Regions from separate parts of the Homo sapiens genome. Here region 2 is linked to region 1. A link is a contact called in ENCODE Hi-C or POLR2A ChIA-PET data. All regions are on one chromosome and are shown on one strand. The core of a region is the stretch at or near the end of the contact, and the rest is flanking DNA. Distances in the headings are between cores, read along the strand shown.

Region 1 (3,132 bases), core at 318-2,817:
AGTCCCCAAGGGTCATAGTTCCAATGCCTAGCCCTTAAGCAATGTCAGCAAGTCTTCACAAACCTAACAGCTCAGGCCCTTGGCCCAAAACAAACTAAGAATGGTAAAGACAGGAACGCTGAACTGTTGGCTGCGGCATACTCCAGTGGTCTTTTGATCTGTGCCTCCACCCCCAAATAGGGTTTGGCCTGCACCCCTGACATACCATGTACCTGTGCTGCTGTCACTGGCTATTACTGTATCAAGGCACAGCGATTTTTTATTATTACAGCAAGGTTCATTGTAAGTGATAATAGATATAATTTCAAATAATTTTGACAGGTTTAAATTTGGGAGATGAGTGCCCTAAAAGGTCTGTTTAGAATGTCATTTTTATGTCATAATGCAGCTAAGAGTCCCCACAAAAAGTGGAAGTGGCAGCTCAGGCATCTTCGTCTGGTTCGAACATGCAGATACTGATCGCTTTACCATCAAACCTTGGACTCTTCATAGGAATCCTTAGAAGTTACTTGTCAATTCCGTGAGGATGACTGTGGTTCAGTTATGTGTTATCTAGTTAGGTTTGGTATATCCAGCAGAAATCCTATCCAGCAGGAGCAAGCCAACTGTGCTGAGGCTTGTTCCTGTCAGGGCACCCCCATTCTTCTCTCAGTTCACCACACACACTTTGCCGACTCAGTACTATTTGAAATACAAACCAGTGACAGAGCCAGCACCAATCTGAATATAAAACATTAAAATTAGCTGGGCGTGGTGGCGGGCGCCTGTAGTCCCAACTACTTGGGAAGCTGAGGTGGGAGGATCTCTTGAGCCAGGGAGGTGGGGGCTGCAGTGAGCCAAGATTGCACCACTGCACTCCAGCCTGGGCGACAGAGTAAGACTGTCTCAAAAAAAAAAAAAAAAAAATGAAGTCACATTGTCATTTATTTATTTACTTATTTTACAGACAGGGTGTCGCTATGTTGCCCAGGCTGGCCTCAAACCCCTGGGCTCAAGCGATCCTCCCATCTCAGCTTCCCAAGTAGCTGGGACTACAGACCCATGCCACCGCATCAGCTCTTATTTTTAGATTAAAATTATAAATACTCACATAAAGGTTCTGTTATTTTCTTCCTGCACCCCCAACAGATCATCTTACATATCCCAATTTGGAGGCCACTGACCTAACCAGGATCCTCTCACCCCAGGAGCCCATCTCTGAAAAGCTTTCTGCTATCAGAAGCGCCCCAGCAGTTAGCCATTTCCCTGAAAATCAGGCGGCCAGGCCCCACAACTGGAAGAATTTCTGACAGAGCAGAAGAATCACATGTTCCAATTCAGACTTCTACTTTGGTATCTGCAACCGCCAGCCTCCCCATGCTCCCCTGCCAAGTTGTGGGGGTGAGGGTGGGCTGAAGACTGTGCTGAAGCAAGGTGGGGTGGGCCCTACTGGGTGTGAATTTGTGGGACTCCCTTGTGTTCCCAAGGCCACACTCAGGCTGCATTCCTGAGGTCTGCAGGGGAGTGGCTGCGTTCCTGGTCCAAGTATAGAGAAACAGCGTCCCCTGGTGGCCCTAACATGTAGTGCCTCAGAACCCCGGCTCCTTCCTTTACTATTTGCTGAACTCGCTTTGATGCTCTAGTATAATGGCGTAATTATTTATACAGCGATGTGTTGCAAAGACCTGGGGTGGTATCTGGGCTCATCTGTGTGATCTTGGGCAAATTAGCTTCTCTGAGTCGCAGTATCTTCAGCATTAAAATCGGATAATCAGACCTACTTTTTAGGGTTGTTGCTAGAAGCAAATGAAAGGATAAATGAAAAGCAGTAAACAGTGGCGAGCACATAGGCAGGACCTCTGCTATGATGTTGGTCATGACGCTTGATGTTGATGCCTGCAGACACTGAAAGGCAACTGAAACATCTTTCTAGACACAGACCTGGAGAGATAGTGAGAGGTTGTGGACAGGAACTCTCCTGTTCCTGAGCTAACACACACGGAGGAGCAGTGAACACGTCCTGGACAGGTGTAGTGAGTACGAGCCTGTGTGTGTGTGCACAAGCACCCTCCCCATGGAAATGCAGAGCGCTCTGGAAGGTGCTCAGCATACATCGCAGAGGGAAGGAGTGGTGACAGCAGGGAAGCAGTGTCACTTATTCTCCAGGCATATTGCAGAGCTAGACCCTGAGAAAGGATCAGAGTTTATTAATTCATACAATTACTTATTGATCACCTAATATGTGCAAGGCAAGGTTAACAAACTTTAGCAAACAACTATCACAAAACATTCAAACAGAGGCAAGTGTTAAACAGCAGAGTTAGTGTAGGCTGGTGTTCTGAGGACTAAGAATTGTATTCCCCAAAGCCACCAGGACAGAACAACTGAAAACACACAAAGCCAGGCCCAGGCAGAGTAAGGATTTCTGTGCTCTGGTGGCCTGCGGGAGTTGCATCACCACTAAGCTCTCTGGAACATGCTTGGGCCCACTCAGTCCATTTGAAGCCAGGACAAGGTGTGAGGTGAGCCCTCTGTAATCATCCCTGCTCATGACTAGGATTCCAGCCAACTAAAATGTGGTTTTGTTAAAAGCTAGTAACCCCTGGGTGTTCCCCCAGCTTTCTCCTACCCACACCTGCAGAACGGGATATGAGCCCTTCCTGGGTTTGGTGATGAAGAAAGAGAGGGTCTGGTGGCCCAGAAGAGGTACGCAAGATCTGCCAACCCCAAACAGGGCCCTTAGGGAACAATCAGTTCTTCCGCAATCCAGAAGAATTTACGCATCTGCACAGGTGAATTGAAAGATCAAAATACGTGAAACATTTGTTGCTGTGCTTCCCAACCACCCCTAAATTACAGACTTCTGACTTGTGGATATTCATCCTCACACCCTTGAGAAGTGCCCTGACCTCACAGAGCCTATTACTTATATTACTTATTAAACACCTACTATGTGCTGGGCAGGGTTAGCAAAATCAGGGGTGGAGAAGGCTGGGTACTAAGGTCAGGGAAGGGCTTCTGCCCAGTTGAGGCTTCTCCTTTCTCATAATCTCCTTTCCCCCTTGGATTCTTTTTCTCTTCTGTCCATCTCACCCATATTCACCTCTAGGGGGATGCAGGGCTTGTCTTTGGCCCACTGCTATCTCCACCAAG
Region 2 (3,132 bases), core at 467-2,966, 290 kb before region 1:
CACTCATTACTATACCATTGAAGGATTGGAACCGATCAAACTCAGAAAGTATCTGCTTGCAATTCTCAGGATGGCAGCCCCCAGGCCACAGGGCAGAAGGGAACCGAGGGTGGAGGAGTGGTGGGCAGAGGCACTACAACCACAACTTCAGTACACTTCTTTCCAGCTTGTTTCAGAAGTGCCATAGCTCAGCTGGACTCCATTTTCAATCTGATTATGATCATTGTGAGTTCCCCATATGTTACATTGTCCTACCAGGACAGCCTCCTCACTGCCTGCTAAGATTAAAAGTAAATAAATAGACTAACTGAAGCATGAAGGATTTCGGCTAGACATAAAGAACTATTTCCTGTTGTTAAGCAGGAGGGACAAGTTGCCAAGAAAGTTTGTGAAATCCTCTTCTCAAAGGACTTGAAAAGGAGAAAAGTTTTCCCAGTGGTCTGAGGTTTTAGATGCCATGTTCACTAGAAGGAGTGGGTTTTCTCCTCTCCAAACCAATTAATTCCTGAGATATCCTGGTCTGCCTGCAGCAAACAGAGGGTTAACAGCATCACTACATCATTTGCTATTGGCAAAATTTTCGAAGATGGTGTGCCTCTATTGCCCGCCTCAGTTTATCTTAGGTCTATAATTTCTTTTCATTTGGAGTAAGTAGTCGGCAATTGAAAGAGGTGATTACTTCTCATAATGTGTGCATTGAGTTGTGTGGGCCGGTGGCTGTTGAGTATGCTTTCTCCATGTTGTTGCTGGTGTTGTTTTTCAATAAAATTTATATTCATTTTTATCCAACAATGTAATTATCGATTCATTCTTATCATGTATCTCACAAGGTGGGAAATGGAGAGAAACAGGAAAAATGCTTTCATGTTCAAAGGAAGCCCTAGAAAAAAATCAATGTCCCAGCCAGTTGAATGCGACGGTGAGATGCGAATGGAATGTCAGGCAAATAGCTATTTCACATTAAAGAAAACATAATCAGGTTAGCTCCAGCCACTCTATGGTTCACATGCCTTTGAAGAACACGAAGGCACTGTTTCTTTCATTGAATCTTGTTTAACTTGAAAATTTTAAAGTCAATCCTAATTTATTTTTACAGTGGGAGAAAAAAAATTACCAAAAATGCCTATCAGCCTACTTTTCTTTTGAATGTATATAAATATGTACTTCTTGATATTCATATACATGCAGAAACTTTCCAGCCGGTCACCTAAGCAGATTATTCATAAACTAGACATTTAGAGAAATACAGAAAATGAAAAATCCAGACATTTCTGAGAAGCTGCTGTAACCATGGAGACCATTCTCGTAGCTGTAGTGTGAAGGACAAAAAGAACTTGTGTTCCCAAATCTGGCTTCGTCATGTCTCTCGCTGCTAGATCCACAAAAACGAGGCCCAGCATGCTTCTCCTTAGGAAGGAGACCCGGCAGCATATTAAGAGGAAGTCAGAAGAAACAGTCTTCCACACAAAAGAAGGAGTAGCTCTTGAGTTATTAGAACAGTCTGAAAATGCCATCCCCAAAGCTGGAGTGGATGACCTCCAATGTCCCTTCCAGTCCGGAGAGTTTGTGATGCCGTGTCTCTGTGAACAGATGCTGGCAGGCAGTGGGCCTGGGGTTGTCAGTTACAGAACATCTGAAGGGCCCTGCTGTGGAACATCTGAAGGGCCCTGCTGTGTTAAGAGCCTGCCCCTGGAGCCCCTGGCAGACTGCACTGCTGGCTCCTCTCTTGCCTGAGGGCAAGGGGCTGGAGAAAGCCCAGCAGAGGGACCAAAGGGGAAGAACAGCCTCTGACAGGATGCTGGTTCTGTCTGATTTTGCAAGCAGAACTAAAGGAAACTGAAAGTTAACGGGGATGTCCTCTTTGGGGTGTCCCACAGGCATCTCCGAGTCAAAAGATGCTAAACTGGAGTTACTTCTCTCCCTCAAATTACTCCCAACTCCTCCTGGGTCCCCAGTTCAGTAAATGCATCCCTATCCAACCAGATAACTAAGTTAGACTCATGGCAGTCACTGGTGATGAAACCCAGTCCCTTCTGGATGTGTCTCACCTCCCACCTGCTCTCCCAACTCCACCTTCTCTCCTTTCCCACGACCTGCTACAAACCAGGTCCTCATGATCTCAGCTATACTGTTTGTGTCTTATACTTTCCATGGGGAGATGAAGCCTCCCGGCCCTATTACTGTCCACAATGGCCTCCCATTCATATATTCTTATCACACTAGGACGATAGGGTTGTTAAGACAAGGTTTCCAAGAAATCCTTTCAGAACAATCTCACCATCTCTGGAAAGACATAATTGGTATTAGGCACTAGCGGGAAAGGCAGGTCTTCAACAAAAAACTGGTTTTTATAGGGAATCGGAAAGAAGCACTGTCTCCTTTTTCTCTAAAGAGACAAGGTGCCAAGGCCACCCAGTCAGCCTCGTGTCACTCATGCCCGAAAAATGCACAAAGGCCCCAGAGGCATAATAGTTATGCACCACCACAGGGAAACGAGGGGTGTTTTACACCCTGAAAACAGCCTTTTTGCACACCTTTGATTTTACGGGCTGAAAGAAATGTATTGTGTTTCATCAAAATAATAAGCACCTTCGATGATGCATGTCACTCGCTGGACCCCACACTGGCTGCCTCGGCCTACTTCACTACTGGGTGAGGGTATGCAGGGTGGCTCTTCGTACCACAGCCAGGCGGGGGACTCAATGGGGTGCAGAGGTGGAGCCCTACCTGCAGGTAAACAAGCTCCATCTTGAAGCCAGACTCTCCACATCCATGGCTTCCAGCTTATTTCCCTCCTGTCCTCCTGCACCAACAGCAGCACAGATCATATGTTCAGGTGGACCAGTTCTATTCCCAGGAGAACAGATGCTGAGACACAGTAGGAATGTAAACAGTGTGCTGGAGGCAATACCTGTGGAAGTTAAAAGGGAGGGGGGAAGCAGGATGAGTCAGAGAGAAGCTCAGACAATGGTGCAAGTCTGACCAAGTCCCAGCCAACCCAACAGGAAGTTCCAAAACAAAGATTTGTATTAGAAGAGTCTGGAGCTGTACAGAAATGGCCAGGCCCTAGAGAAACCATCATGCTCAGCCACTTGCTGGGGCTGCCTGGCAAGAGCTTGGCCTCAGTTCAAA

The links. Hi-C counts contacts between places; a loop is a spot of excess contacts on that map. ChIA-PET counts read pairs that join two places held with the same protein, here RNA polymerase II (POLR2A). Pooled maps may share reads with other maps.
Region 2: a map of PC-9 shows a loop between it and region 1 (10-fold over the local background). The contact joins two enhancer-like sites. A Hi-C loop is called at or near these places in 1 of 168 maps with a recorded cell type or tissue (PC-9), 2 of 37 single-sample maps with no recorded cell type and 8 of 50 pooled maps. POLR2A ChIA-PET finds 5 or more read pairs at or near these places in 1 of 52 experiments (activated naive CD4-positive, alpha-beta T cell).

The regions. Positions count from the first base shown.
Region 1 is chr3:134,306,971-134,310,102 of GRCh38, reverse strand. No RefSeq gene overlaps it. Among named protein-coding and RNA genes, the nearest start is that of LINC02004, 5.0 kb to the left of the region's middle. RefSeq lists a silencer at 1,342-1,636. Within about 2 kb of position 1,567, at least 18 of the 41 ENCODE cell types and tissues checked have a DNase peak (open chromatin) inside an H3K27ac peak, as active enhancers do.
Region 2 is chr3:134,597,580-134,600,711 of GRCh38, reverse strand. KY (kyphoscoliosis peptidase) reads left to right here. Exons shown (of 11, transcript NM_178554.6): 11 at 1-789. It also overlaps a transcript of CEP63 not described here. Among named protein-coding and RNA genes, the nearest start is that of KY, 52 kb to the left of the region's middle. Within about 2 kb of position 1,716, at least 2 of the 41 ENCODE cell types and tissues checked have a DNase peak (open chromatin) inside an H3K27ac peak, as active enhancers do.